Regions from separate parts of the Homo sapiens genome. Here all the other regions are linked to region 1. Evidence: chromatin loops called from intact Hi-C (ENCODE). Cell type or tissue: heart right ventricle. All regions are shown on one strand. Region 1 overlaps LOC105372581 (a long non-coding RNA gene). Region 2 overlaps NINL (ninein like). Region 3 overlaps ABHD12 (abhydrolase domain containing 12, lysophospholipase).

Region 1 (5,000 bases):
GACTAGTATAAGTGGGTTCATTGTCAGTTTTTAATAGCTTAGGTATCCCCATGTGAGCAAATGATGACAATGTCACTGTACATGACCAGCTGTCTCACATGTTTGGCATGTAGCATGCAGCATATGAGAATAAGTGTCTATAGTTACATGAACATAGCTAAGCTTACCAAAGGTTGCTATGTGTGTAATATCCATTGGCGAAATATCATTTGGAGCCAAACCTCGTGGGTTACAGCCTTCTACAGGTGTGGCTCTAGGGACATGCTGGCAAGTAGGACGGGCTTGTATTATAGCCCTAGTTTGGCTGCGAGATAAAGGTAACATGCGAGTAAGGGCGGCAGTATTTTGGTGCAGAAGCATGTGAGACACTTGAGCTTGCTGAAACACAGAACCAATCAGCTTGTCTGCTTTCTCATTACCTAGAGATAGTGGCCCAGGAAGTTGTGTGTGAAAGTGAATATGAGAAATATGAAAAAGAGCTTCAGGAGAGCGAATAGCTTGTTGAAGTCTTACAAATAAATTAAGCCGGCTGGGCGTGGTGGTTCACGCCTCTAATCCCAGCATTTTGGGAGGTCGAGGTGGGAGGATCACAAGGTCAGGAGTTGGAGACCAGCCTGGCCAATATGGTGAAACCCGTCTCTACTAAAAATACAAAAAAATTAGCCAGGCGTGGTGGTGGAGGCTGAGGCAGGAGAATTGCTTGAACCCAGAAGGCGGAGGTTGCAGTGAGCCAAGATCATGCCACTGCACTCCAGCCTGGGCAACAGAGCGAGATTCTGTCTCAAAAATGAAAGAAAAAAAAAGTGAAAAGGGAAGGGAAAGGGGAAGGGGGAAGGGGGAGGGGAAGGGAGAGGGAAAGGGGGAGGGGGGAGGGGAAAGGAAGGGAAGGGAAGGGAAGAGAAGCGAAGCAGTTCTGGGTCTAGTGTACTTTTAATTGTAGCAGTTCCTATGCAACTGGCTACATTTACAACATAAGCTGAATCACAGACAATGTTGATGGGATCTGAGCTGTGAGCTGTAAAACCTGAATGACTGCAATTAGCTCTGAGTGTTGAGCTGAAACCCCAGAGGTCATTATTGTTTGAGTATGTTTTGGTCCATAGATAGCAGCACAACCTTTGGAAGAGCCATCACTAAAATAAGTCTGTCCACCTAGAATAGGCTTGTGATGAGTAATCACAGGAAGAATGAAAGAATGGATTTTATAAAACTGTAAAATTTTGTCTGAGAGGTAGTGGTTATCTATAGCACCCACGAAGTCTGCAAAAGCAGTTTGCCAGGCAGTCAACATTTCCCAAGCTTTGGCTTGTTGCTGGGAGTCTAAAGGAACAATAATTTTGTCGGGGTCATATCCCATAAGCATTTTTGACCTATGCCTGCCCATAGTCACAATTTGTGTAATTAAAGAAAAATAAACTTGCAAGGTTTTGACTGTTTGATTAGGTAAAAAGAGCCATTCTATTGTTACAGACTTGTCTATGAACTGTCCCAAAAGTCCTGTTGGAGAGTGGGGGGGTAGGAAGAATAAACAAAAGCAAGGGTTTTTGCAGCTGTAGCCTTGAGGCATGTCTCTGCTGTAACCTTTGCTCTACAAGCCATAATTCAGCTTCTGCCTCTTTAGTTAATTGCTGCAGGGAATTTAAAGAAGAATCTCCTTGCAGGGTTTGGTAAAGATGTGTAAGTTGATAGGTAACAATACCTAACATTGGCCATAGCCAATTAATATCTCCTAATAATTGCTGAACATCCTTTAAAGTTTGTAACCTGTCTTTATGGAGAACTACTTCCTGAGGCCGTAAACTTCTCTCTAACAATAGTTCCTAAGTATTGGAATGGGGAAGTTGTTTGTACCATTTCTGGAGCTATTTGGAGACTCCATTTAGTCAAAGCCTTCTTTGTTTCTCTGAATAACTGTTGTAGGATTTGATCTGTAGGAGCAGCCAAAAGAATATCATCCATAAAATGAATGATGTAAGCAGTAGGAAACGTATTCCGAGGCTCTAATGCCTGCCCTACGAAAGGCTGACATAGCATAGGACTGTTAAGCATGCCTTGGGGTAAAACTCTCCATTGATAATGAGAAACAGATTCTCTTTGATTAATAGAAGGCACAGAGAAGGTAAACCGAGGCTCGTCCTTGCCGTGTAAGGGCATAGTAAAGAAACAATCCTTAAGATCTATTGCTGCAAGAGGCCTGTCTCTTGGAATAGCCACTGGAGATGGTAAACCTTTTTGTAAGGCACCCATCAGTTTTATATGTGCATTAATAGCTCTTAAATCATGTAGCAGTCGCCATCTTCTGGACTTTTTTGTAATAACAAACACTGGAGAATTCCAGGGGCTGACTCCTCTCTGAGTCCGGCATCCCATTGTTCTTTCACTAGCTGCTGAAGTTGTGTCAGCTTCTCCTGAGATAGGGACCATTGATCTACCCATATGGGTTTGTCACTGAGCCATTCTAATGGTAAGGTAGTGGGTGGAGGAGAAATATCAATGACCCCCATCAGAAATCCTGATGTCCTAGCCCTTTTCTGTTTTTCCAGTTACTGATATCGGGTTAGGATTTCCTTGAAATTTTCCTAAACCTTTTCCCCTCTGATATCCCGTGTTCTTCAACATTTTAAATCCTGGGTTATCGAAGTTTTCATTTGTAAGTCTCATATCCCATGCTGTAAGTAAGTCTTGACCCCATAAATTGATAGCTATATTTGCAACATAAGGCTGAAAAGTACATGACTGTCCATCTGGACCAAGACAAGACAAAATCTCAGGGCTCTGTTGAACACTTTGAGCTGTGCCTACTCCCACTAGGGACATAGAAGTTAATTGCAAGGGCCAGGATGGGGGCCAGTTGTCTTTAGAGATTAGTGATACATCAGCTCCTGTATCCATAAGCCCATAAAATTTTTTTCCTTTAATTTGTACTACACAAGCAGGTCTGTTAGAGGCTATGGGTTGGGATACATAGATTTCCCATGTAGTTGTGCTCCCAAACCCTTTATTTCCTTGTTTCTCCTTTCGTGGAGAAGGGTGTAATTTGCAGGGAATAAGCAATAATTAGCAATATATTCTCCCGGTTCAAAAACCCAAAGATCTTGTGACATTAAAACTACTTGAATTTCTCCTTCATAATCAGAGTCAATCCCTCCTGGGACTACAGTGATGCCTTGCAAGTTAAGATGGCTTTTGCCTAAAATTAGTCCCATGTATCCTGTTGGTAAAGGTCCCCAAATACCAGTGGGAACTTTGATAGGTCTGTCTCCCCCTACTAACGTGATTCTTTCTCTGGCGGGTAGATCTAATCCTGCACTTTGTGGTGTTCCTGGGGTGAGGGAATCAAGTGCCTCTGGGAACTCATCCCTGAAACGGGGTTGAAGTCTGGGCTGGGAATGCCCTCATTGTTTGTGGGGCCCGGGTCCAGGCCCCGTCTCGTTTCCTGGCATGGGGGTCCCATTCTGATGAAATTTTGAGCGACACTGATTAGCCCAGTGATTTCCTTTGTTACAGCAAGGACAAAGTCCTGGCGTTTTTTCCGCTCGGTGGGGCACTGTATTGTAAGGTCCTTTCTGTCCTGAGATCTGGCGGCATTCCTTTTTAAAATGTCCAGTTTTTCCACAATCATAACATTTTCCCATTTTAGGGTTTGACCCTTGGCTCCTTTTAGATTTGTCAACTGCTAAATTAGCCATTGCTTGCGCTAACATTTCAGAGTGATGAAGCTCAGTTCCCACGTCCTGACAAGCTCTGAGAAAATTTCCCAAGTTTTTTGTACACCTCACCGGTGCCAGTGCATGTTTATAATCCGTGTTTGCGTTCTCAAAAGCTAGAGTTAAGATTAGCATTTCTGCAGCTGCGGTATGAGGAATTTGGCGCTTCACTGCTTCTCGCAGTCTTGCAAGAAAATGTGCATAGGGTGGCCAGGTGCAGTGGCTCACGCCTGTAATCCCAGCACTTTGGGAGGCCGAGACGGTCAGATCACGAGGTCAGGAGATCGAGACCATCCTGGCTAACACGGTGAAACTCCATCTCTACTAAAAATACAAAAAATTAGCCAATTGTGGTGGTGGGTGCCTGTAGTCCCAGCTACTCCGGAGGCTGAGGCAGGAGAATGGCGTGAACCCGGGAGGTGGAGCTTGCAGTGAGCCGAGATTGCGCCACTGCACTCCAGCCTGGGCAACAGAGCAAGACTCTGTCTCAAAAAAAAAAAAAAGAAAAAGAAAAAAAGAAAAAAGAAAATGTTCATAGGGCTCTTGCAACCCTTGCATGATATGTAAAAAGGATTGTACTGGGACTCCGTCTTCAGGAATTGTGGCCCAGGCACCTTTAGCGGCCTGTGTTCACTGCTGATAAGCAGCGTCTGGGAGTGCCATTTGATGTTCCAGGTCTGAATAAGGGCCATTACTTAATAGCATATCCTCTGTAATGTCTCCATGTCCAGCAACATGATTCTGTCTAGCCTGGTCTGCACACATTTCTTGCTAATTTAAATTCCATGTCAGATATGTGCTAGTGGACAAGCAAGCTCGCACCAAGTGTTTTACATCAAAGGGTAAAAGACTCATAGCACCAAACACGGATTCTAGCAATCCTAAGGTAAATGGGCTCTGTATGCCATCATTTACCACACTTGCTTTTAATTCCTTTAACAACTTAAACTCTAGTGGAGTGTGTTCATGAATAACCTGCTGTGGATTATTTGGATCAGACCTTACAAAAATAGGAAAAGCACAGGGTTCTAAGGGCTCTCCAGCTATGGCAGCAGAGTGTAAAAATCTTTGTATTGGGGTCTCTATTTCTGCTACTGAAGGAGGCAGTACAGATGTTTCTGCAACTGGAGGAGGCAGTATAGGCCAATTTTTATCCTCCTCCGTTTTTTATTTTCAATTGGCGCTGTGGGTGGGACAACAGATTCTTTCAGATTTTTAGATTCAGCCTGCTCCCCCACAGAATAATAAGGAGATAATGGCAGAAGTACAGTACGAATTAAACTCCAAGTGGAA
Region 2 (5,000 bases), 140 kb after region 1:
ACGGGACCAACACGGTGCCCTGCCCAGGCTGGGGACTCTCCTGGGGTTGGAGCTTGGCTTATCTGGGTGAAAGACACCAGGGCGTGAGATGCTGGTGGCCGCCCCTGGCCCATCCCAACCCCGCAACGCCACTGGAAGATGAACATGTGTCACCGAGTGAAGGGCAGGGAGGCATAGGCGTGGCCTGTGCACCTCAGGCACTGTCCTGAGAGGGGACTCCTGTGGTCGCCAGGTGAGGGGAGCTCTGTTTCTGTCCAGCTTCTTCCTCTGAAAGCAGGGGCTGAGAGGGGTGGGCTGCCCCACCTCTGCTGTGGCCTGTGGTCCTATGAAAAGGCCTTGCTCCTGGGCAGTGGACCACCACGGAAGGGAGGAGTCTGCCAGGTCCTGTAAAAACACTACATGGTATATTTTTTTTCTTCCACCACAACATAAATTACACCCACATTTGCTTTCCAGAGTTCTTTCAGCTCACCCCAGCCTCCTCTGGGTAAGGAATCCTTTGATGCCCTGGACCTGGTGTAGATGGTGGGCAGCTCTCAGGGGCAAAGCCAGGGCAGACATGGTCCTAGGCTGCCATATGTGGCTGGCCAACCATGGCATGGCCTCTGCTCCCAGGCATGGACATGGCCTGGCCCCAGGGTCACAGTGATGGGTAGGACTGGGGAGCAAAGGGCTGGCGAGCACAGAACTGGGGAGAAAGACAACCGCCCTAACTCTCCCCAGAGCTGGGGAGCACAGAACTAGGAAACACAGGGGTGGGTAGCACAGAACTGAGGAGAGCACAGAACTGGAGAGCACAGAACTGGGGAGCACAGGGGTGGAGAAGCACAGAACTGGGGAGCACAAGGCCGGGGAGCACAGGGCTGGGGAACACAGGGTCAGGGAGCACAGAGCTGGGCTTCAGGCCCTGACCAAGGGTGGCAGCAGAAGACACTTGCCAGCCAGGGCACCTTGGCTGTCAGCTGCTGCTGGAGAGGCCCTGCCCACTGACCTGCAGTGTTTGATCAAATGACATGAGTGCTGCCCTTTAGTGACTGGTGGGCACTTGATAAATGTTACCAAAACGTACACTAACATGGGCAGGGCTGGGGTCAGCTCCCTGGCAAGAGTGCTGATGCCCAGAATCCAGTGTCCAATTTCCCTGCAGCACAGTTGTGTGCACACTCACAGCATCAGCTGGGACAGCAAAGATAAGGAGTCAGCGAACAGCCATGCTCCTGCTGCCAGGGTCAACAGAGAGAGGCCAAGGTCACATGCCAGGGTTCACAGCAGCGGGATCTTCCTGACCCATGCAAAGACAACCCTGGATAAACAGAGGTTGGCAATGCTGACTCCACAGCCACGGAGAACCAGCAACCTGGCCCATACCTCGCTGTGAGGCCGCAGGGCCCCTGAGCGGCCAAGGCAGGCAGCTCAGGTCTGGGCAAGTCCCAGCTCCTGCCACTTGTGGCCTCGCGGTCTATAGGGTGAACTAAACACCTGCTACTAAGGGGGCGATGACTGAAAAGGCCAGGCGCTCCATACGGAGACTGCTGCTTACTCACTACACGCTGTAATACTGCCACCAAGGACACCAGAACTACCGTCCCATGTATGTACAGGTGCCCAGAATCCCAGTTTCATGCTGCTCAAACCCTATTTCCAGAGGCGCCTAGCTGCAAATCGGCCTTCCCCTCCCTCCCTACTTGGAAATACAACCAATGCAAATGACAGAACACTGAGGGGAGAAAGCCGCCCTAACTCTCCCCAGGGAGCCCACAGCGTGTGAGCCGCCCACCCAAAGCCCTCTGTTTAGACTCCCCAAAGCCTCTGTGTGAGGGCAGAGGCAAGGACACCCCTTCTCTATCATCCTTCCACAGACCCACGGGGCGGAGGAAAGAAACGGAGCTTTCCCTGAACTCTCAGGACCAAGACATTCATCCAGCACTGCCACTGCACACCCCTGCGGGTTCCCGGGGGCTCCCAGGCCTGCGCAGGCGCCTCAGTGCAGCCTCACAACAAGCAGCTCACTGTAATAATACACACTGTTTACCTGCGCAGTTCAGAGGCCTCTTCAGTTTCTTCTTCATGCAAACTGAATTATTAATACTCCTTGGTATTCCACATCTGCATAAAATGTTTGCATGTCAAAATCACCAGAAAATCTGGCCAGCATTCAGCAGCTGGCTACAAAATTGAGGGCAATATTCCAGATAAAAAGCAACAGTTTCTCTTAGTTTCATTTTTGGAAACTGGAATGAGTAGGCTCTCAATAATCCTAATGCTATAAAGCTTAATTTAAGATACAAACATAAACTTTGCCACCAAGTGAAAGAAAATCCTGTTTTCATCCAGAGGGGAAAAGCCTGTCCCCAAACAAACTGGATGCTGCCCCAGAGACATATGACGTTGTCATCGCTCTGCAGGACAGTGCAGCCCTCTGGAGGCCGGAGGAGAAGGTGTTGGTTTGCATTTAATTTAGTTAATTTATGCACAGTGACGAGGGAATTTAAGCTATGCCCCCCAGAATCCACCGGGCATTAAGGGCAGAGAAGAGATTCATGACCACTCGGAGGCAGCCTAGGTGTGCCAATCACCTAGGGACCCAGAGTGTCCGTAACGGGAAGCCATTCCCAACAAGGATCTCTGTAAATCCTGCTCGCCCAGAAAGAACAGGGCTGAGGCAGCCCTTTGAGGGTGTTCCTTTTTAATCTGGAAAGATGTTATAACCCCAATAAAACACTGAAGCCAGTGCCTACCTTCCAGCTGAACAGACCTCAGTGCTACTTCCAATGGCCTTGCCAGCAGGAATCAACCTTCACACTCCGGCAGTTCTGAGCTATTAGGATTAACTTCCGCTTTAAGTGTTTTCATGGTTTTCGCTTATTTTTCAAAATTTTTGCTATTTATTTATTTTGCAGGCACAGACCCAAAATATCTCAACAATCAAGTTTGAAAAGCTATCCCTTTTTTTTTTTATCAAATAAGGTTTAAGAAGCTTTTTTATTGTTTCAGTCCCAAAAATCTAAAAATAAGCTTATACCTCATTTAAGTGTTAATACTTACTTTCCCTACAAAGTAGATTTTTAGACTAAAAACTACAAAGATACCAAATGTTAAAACTGTCCTAGAACACCTTTCTGTGGTCTCCTAAAAAAAGACACCTCGGTACCTATCAACGCCAGACTCTGCTTACAAAGTCTCTGGTTTTAATGTGGGTTCTGCCACTTTCTAGCTCTGTGGTCTTGGACACATTACTTCACCTCCCTGAACCTCAGTTTCGTGATCTGAACAACCTGATTAGGACATTCTGAGCATTAAAAGAGCTAATGCTAAGCATGCTAACATGTTAGGTACTGAGACCCGTGCCTGATGGCAAGTACTGAATAAATGTTACCATGCCCCATTATACAGGCAAATGTGTCTGGGACTGTACACATCTCTAACCATCTACAAGCTGGGTGGGCATTTATAGCTTCCAAGATAAATAATCATATACAGCTAATCCTGTAAGTTCCTATTGTATGTCAATGTATGTAAAGACTTTTATATCCACACATACTTATATTCATGCTAGGACTATAGCTATAGATGCAAAATTTATATGTGTATCTATATAATTACAAAATATCCATACAATTAGTTATAGACATGAGATTATCCACATACACTTCTATGTATATAAAATGAGCTCTTTCTATATATATCATTACAAAAATAGGAAACTTTATTCTCAACATCAGTATCAACTTCTAACATAAATCTACTGTAAAGAAAGCAATAGTTCCTCTTTTTTACTGGAAATAGCCAATAACAGAAATAGAAGAAATGAGAGAACTAGAAGAGCACATTTGCAGCTACCACTGTAATAGCTGTAATAAGACAAGAATCATCCGTGTATGATCAAAAACAATGGGAGGAGTGACACTGTGCACACCAGCAGGGCAGGAAGCTCTAGGGGGTCAGACGTTCCCACAGAAACTACTGAGCAACTGCAATCAACTATTTCAAAACTCTGGAATCATTTCAGATCCTTATGGGCCTGCTACCATCCCTGTTCCTCAGCCCTTGTTCCTGCTGCCCTAGAGCTGGATGACAGCAGCCTGCACTCCTGGGGTGTCTGGCTGGTGCCAGAGTGGGCAGTGGGGACCCTGTCCTCCAAAGCATGGGCTCAGGGTTTTGGTTGGTCTAGTGGTTCCTTTAGGGAATGAAGCAGACTTTGCCTTGCATTCAGCCTTCCTGGGCTACAGAAGCTTCCCTCAAAAGCATCTATCAGAATATATAAAGGGATGGGAATACCTTTTGGGAAGGGAGAAACTTTGTCAGGTCACTGGCTGACTGTGAAGAACAGAAACTTCAGTCACTGCACACAGGAAAGATTACACAATTTGAAGAATGAAGAAAAATGAACAGAGTCTAAAGGTCAAGTGTACAATCATACACATCAGAGGAGACCAAGAAGAAGAATGGGGCAGAAAAAACATTCACAGAAAAAATGGCCAAAAACTTCTCAAATCTGATGAAAGACATGCATATTTGGATCCAAAAGGTAAGAAACCCAAAAAGAATATTCTTAAAGAGATCCACACTGAGACTCATTATAGCCATATGGTCAAACCTTAAAGGCAAATAGAGAATTCTGAAAGCAGCCAACCAGCAGCCCTCGAAGATGCTCTATGGAGTAGCCATTCTTTTGTTTCTTCACTTCTCTAATAAACTTGCTTTCACTAAAAAAAAAAAAAAAAAAAAAAAAAAAAAAAAAAAAAAAAAAAAAAAAAAAGCCTGGGCGTGGTGGCTCATGCCTATAATCCCAGCACTTTGGGAGGCTGAGGCGGGCGGATCATTTGAGGTCATGAGTTCGAGACCAACCTGGTCAACATGGTGAAACCCCCCCTCTCTACTAAAAACACAAAAATTAGCCAGGGGTAGTGGAAGGCACTACTCGCCTGTAATCCCAGCTACTTGGGAGGCCAAGGCACGAGAATTGCTTGAACCTGGGAGGTGGAGGCTGCAGTGAGCCA
Region 3 (5,000 bases), 89 kb before region 1:
CAGCGACATACATGTGGCCTGTGGGGCTCTGAGGGGCCCCCAGAAAGCACAAGGAGACCACAGCGCCTCCCACCAGGCAACCACCTCGGCAGGCCTCAGATAGCACCAGGGGTGCCCGCCAGGGGAACAGAGATGGCTCTGGTCACTCCTAAAAAGCAGACTTGCTGATGCGGCTCTGGGGCCAGACCTGTGTGTGTGAGGCTCCCCAGCTCCTCAGGTGTATCATGGGAAGGGTGGCTGGTCAGCCCCGGGCCCCCCAGAATGTGCAGCTCATGCTGCTCCATGAGGACGCTGAGCACTTGCAGCAGGGCCGGGACTGGGGAGCACCCTGAATGCTCACTGCCACGGCTGGGGCCCAACAAGGCACTCACCTCGCTCACAGAGGCGCCGCACCAGATTTGTCGCCACGCTAGGAAAAAAGAAAAACAGCTTAGTTGAGTTATGATAAAATTGTTTGAGATGATATGGGCCTTATGCTGGAAAGTGCTCAGAGGAGCCATGGGGTCTGTGAAGCTACTGGAGTTTCAGGACAGAGTGGGGGAAATGGAGATCCCTCTAGCACTGGGGGTGACCTGGCTGCCCCACCATCAGCTGACCCCTGCAATGAGGGCTGTACCCACAGCCAGTCAGCTTGTCCCCGAGGTGTGTCCTGCTGCCTCTCACTGCCCGTACACTCCCATTGGCCGGGCCGCCTGTCGGCTGGGGGTGGCCAGCGTCTGCCTGCACCTCTCCTGGAGCCCACCACACCCAGGGCCTCTTGCCATCCCAGGACCACACCTGGTGGACCACGCAGACGGCCAAAGGGATGGCTGGTGCCCCCCACCCACTCCTCTCCTGATGCTTCCCAGCCTACAAGAGGCCATTCAGGTGTTGGGAGAAGGGCTGCCCCGAAGGGAAAGGCAGCAGAAAGGGAATGGCAGTGAAGGTCTGGGGACTGGGGCCCTGAGAGCAGAGGTTCCCGCAGAGACGTGGACCTCGCATCAGCAGAGATGACTCAGGCTGCCCACAAAGGGAGTGTGGAAGTACCTCCTGTCCTGGCCTCTGTGAGAAGCAAACCACCCACTGTGCCCTCCCTCAGCTCTGAAGACGCTTCTTCCTCAGAGCCAAGTCTCCCTAGGGAGACCCCTCGACCTCCACTGCCTATGTCTGTCCTGAGCCACTTCCTGGACGAGGAGCTCAGATCCTTTGGAGTCTCTTTGTAACTTCCCCTCCTGCCTCTGCCATGGGGATGGGAGCGAGGCTGGTCGGGACTAATGGTGCCACAGGGTTTGCAGGGATGGTGGACTCTCTAGATCCAGGCATGGGAGTCACCAGGAATACTGACTCCCACTAAAGGCTGCCTCCTGCTGGGGTCCCTTACCCAGTGCCCAGAGAGTGGCCCCAGATGTACACGGGGTTGTCACCACTTCTTGCTTTGATCCAGTCAAAAACGTGGAGTGCGTCATAGGTCATGCCCCGCTCAGATGGCGTTCCCACTGAGTCACCCCAACCTGGGAGGGAGAAACGGCAGGACGGGGAGGTCAAAGGCAGCTCACAAAACCTGGACAAACACACCTCCCCAAGGGGGCCCAGGGCCAGGAGGAGACAGGGAGGGGCCCGCTTGGCCCACCCTTCCAGAGTCCACAGACCCACCCAGGCCACTGGGCAGAGCAAGCAGTGGGGAGAACGGGCACAACCCCACATCCCCACCAGCCCTGGGGAAGGCAGCCCAGCAGCAACCCTGCCCTGCCCCTGCTGACTGCACAAACCAGACATCCCCTCACAGGGTCACTCTAAGTTGGTGAGCTGCACATTTGAATGGCAACTAACAGCAAGCTGAGTTAACAGAACAGATCACAGAGCTTCAGAGCTGGCACCGGCATCCTCAGGCCAGGGCTGGGACTTGCCCCACCCTCTTGGGCAGGGGAGTGAGCTCACTTCTCCCTCTCTCTTTCTTAACAGGCAAGCTAGTGAGGTCTAAGGCAGTGAAAGCCTCTGCCACCACCATCCTCAGCTCTACACTTCTCCCCCATCCCCCAGCAGCATCCATGTGTCCCACTCCGAGCCCTGACGAGCAGCAGTGCAGATGGCGTGGTCAGATGAGCAGCCCCCGGGGCCGCTGGCTGGACACCAACCTCCTCAACGCCGAAGGCTTGGTCAGGGGCAGGACAGGGAGTGGAGTCCGGAGGCTCCCAGAACAGGGAGGGCATTTCTGGGTTCAAGGCAACCATGACCCAGGAAGGGGAAAGGGGCTGTTTCCCCTTAGGGTCTAATTAGCATCTTGTTTCCATAACAGAAAACACTACCATCTCTGCCCCCCAAAATTACAACCTCCCAAGGGTCCCTCCCCCAGTCTCCAGCAAAGGTGGAGTGCAATTATCTTTCCAGCAGCCCAGCAGTGAGTCATCATCAGATGATCTGAAAGCACCACAAAGGTCAGAAAGAGCAGGTTGTGCAGTGTAAGCAAACAGTTAGTGCAGAACTTGCTGTTTCCCGACTCAGACACTAGAGGAGGGAGGAGGCCATGCAGAGGGCTAGGGCCAGGCTGGGAGGCAGGGGTATGGGGACATGAGACAGAAAGAAAAGAACAGAGACAGGGACAGGAGACAGAGACAGACAGGAAGACTGAGAGACAGGAACAGAGAGGCACAGAGACAGGCAAGAAGACTGACAGGGACAGACAGACAGGCACAGAGACAGGGACAGGAGGCAGAAGGATGCGGACAAAGAGGCAGATGCAGTGAGAGAGACAGAGGGACAGTCGGAGATGGAGCTGGCAGTCTTGGTGCCAATTAGAAACGTAGACTCCACGAGAACTGAAACAGAAAGTGCTGCGTGGGATTTCATTTCCTGACAGAAGTGCGGGGAGATGAATGGGAAGAAGCCACTCATTCTCCCTCTCCTAAGGTCTCTAGCATGCAGCAGAAGAGAACCAGTGTCAACATGGAGAGAAGGAGAGGGCAAACCACTTCCTTGCTCCTCATTCTGGAGTTTTTCCCAGCCCACAACTGTCATCCTGATGGAACTTTCTTCCCTGTGGTTGGCAGCATGGTGGCCCCCAAAAGTGTCCATGACCTAATCCCTGGAACTTGTGAACGCGTTGGGTCACATGGCTGGGGAATGAAAGGTATGGAAGGAATGAAAGCTACTAACTGCTTGCCTTGAGATGGGGGTGATCCTGGACAAGCTGGGTGGGCCCAAAATAACCACAAGGGTCCTCATCAGAGAAAAAGGGAGAGGAGTCAGGGTCAGAGCCAGATGACCTGGGACTCAATCACAGAAGGGCTGTGAGCCAAGGAACACAGGTGGCTGGAAAGGGCAGCCAGGCATTCTCCCTGAGAGCCCTGCTCCCACCCTGATTCCAGCCTGGGGGCTGCAGATTCTGAATTTCTGACCTCCAGAACTGCAAGACGCTACATGTGTGCTGGTTTAAAGCACTGTTTGTGGTAACATGTTATAGCAGCAAGAGAGAATTAACACAACCCCCACATCCAGGTGACAGCCTCTCTCCTTTGTCCCTCCCATATCTCCTCTTGGTCTGAGGATAGACACGCCACCTGCCCCCACAAGAAGGTGAAGGCAGCCAGCCACGTTGCCATCAACTCTTTAATCTCTCCAGCTGAGGACTACATGGTGGAATACACTTTTTGAAATTTTTGAGACAGGGTCTCGCTCTGTCACTCAGGCTGGAGTGCGGTGGCATGATCTTGGCTCACTGCAACCTCCGCCTCCTGGGCTCAAGCTTTCCTCCCACCTCAGCCTCCTGAGTAGCTGGGATTACAGGCACCTGCCACCAGGCTCAGCTACTTTTTTTTGTATTTTTAGTAGAGGCGGGGTTTTGCCACGCTGCCCAGGCTTATCTCGAACTCCTGGTTTCAAGCAATCTGCCCACCTCAGCCTCCCAAAGTGCTGGGATTACAGGCGTGAGCCACCGTGCCCAGCCAGAATACACTTTAAAACAGTCTCGCAGTCAGTTGCAATGGCTCACTCACACCTGTAATCCCAACACTTCGGGAGGCCAAGGTGGGCAGACTGCTTGAACCCAGTAGTTCAAGACCAGCCTGGGCAACATGGCGAAACCCTCTCTTAAAAAAAATAAAATAGCTCTCCCTCTCCCCACGGTCTCCCTCTCCCTCTCTTTCCACGGTCTCTCTCTGATGCCAAGCCGAAGCTGGACTGTACTGCCGCCATCTCGGCTCACTGCAACCTCCCTGCCTGATTCTCCTGCCTCAGCCTGCCGAGTGCCTGTGATTGCAGCAGCGCGCTGCCATGCCTGACTGGTTTTCGTATTTTTTTGGTGGAGACGGGGTTTCGCTGTGTTGGCCAGGCTGGTCTTCAGCTCCTAACCGCGAGTGATCTGCCAGCATCGGCCTCCACAGGTGCCGGGATTGCAGACGGAGTCTCGTTCACTCAGTGCTCAATGTTGCCCAGGCTGGAGTGCAGTGGCGTGATCTCGGCTCACTACAACCTCCACCTCCCAGCCGCCTGCTTTGGCCTCCCAAAGTGCCGAGATTGCAGCCTCTGCCCGGCCGCCACCCCGTCTGGGAAGTGAGGAGCGTCTCCGCCTGGCCGCCCATCGTCTGGGATGTGAGGAGCCCCTCTGCCTGGCTGCCCAGTCTGGGAAGTGAGGAGCGCCTCTTCCCGGCCGCCATCCCATCTAGGAAGTGAGAAGCGTCTCTGCCCGGCCGCCCATCGTCTGAGATGTGGGGAGCGCCTCTGCCCCGCCGCCCCGTCTGGGATGTGAGGAGCGCCTCTGCCCGGCCGCGACCCCGTCTGGGAGGTGAGGAGCGTCTCCGCCCGGCAGCCGCCCCGTCTGAGAAGTGCGGAGCCCCTCCGCCCGGCAGCCGCCCCATCTGGGAAGTGAGGAGCGTCTCCACCCGCCCCATCCGGGAGGGAGGTGGGGGCCAGCCCCCGACCGGCCAGCCACCCCGTCTGGGAGGTGGGGGGCGCCTCTGCCCGGCTGCCCCTTCTGGGAAGTGAGGAGCCCCTCTGCCCGGCTGCCACCCCGTCTGGGAGGTGTA

What was found. Hi-C counts contacts between places; a loop is a spot of excess contacts. Peaks named below come from ENCODE experiments on the same cell type or tissue, not always from the same donor. Only the 100,000 strongest peaks of a DNase experiment are listed, where the experiment ranks them.
Region 2: it touches region 1 in a loop (2.9-fold over the local background); 5 of 110 quality-filtered maps call a loop at or near these places.
Region 3: a loop joins it to region 1, with 2.3 times the contacts of the local background. A loop is called at or near these places in 57 of 110 quality-filtered maps.

What each region holds. Positions count from the first base shown.
Region 1 is chr20:25,397,017-25,402,016 of GRCh38, forward strand. All of the region lies in intron 2 of LOC105372581 (a long non-coding RNA gene), which reads right to left. Among named protein-coding and RNA genes, the nearest start is that of GINS1, 8.2 kb to the right of the region's middle. RefSeq lists a silencer at 904-1,104. In heart right ventricle, CTCF peaks have their summits at 2,305 (motif pointing left) and 2,511; a DNase peak (open chromatin) is centred at 2,311.
Region 2 is chr20:25,537,990-25,542,989 of GRCh38, forward strand. All of the region lies in intron 1 of NINL (ninein like), which reads right to left. Among named protein-coding and RNA genes, the nearest start is that of NINL, 45 kb to the right of the region's middle. In heart right ventricle, a CTCF peak has its summit at 2,407 (motif pointing left); no DNase peak of the experiment used is centred here; H3K4me3 peaks cover 2,062 bases; H3K27ac peaks cover 1,825 bases.
Region 3 is chr20:25,308,086-25,313,085 of GRCh38, forward strand. It overlaps ABHD12 (abhydrolase domain containing 12, lysophospholipase), which reads right to left. Exons shown (of 13, transcript NM_001042472.3): 7 at 1,361-1,490; 8 at 372-409. Among named protein-coding and RNA genes, the nearest start is that of PYGB, 63 kb to the left of the region's middle. RefSeq lists enhancers at 1,105-2,304, 2,149-2,268. In heart right ventricle, a CTCF peak has its summit at 2,488; DNase peaks (open chromatin) are centred at 2,538 and 2,696; H3K4me3 peaks cover 834 bases; H3K27ac peaks cover 3,194 bases.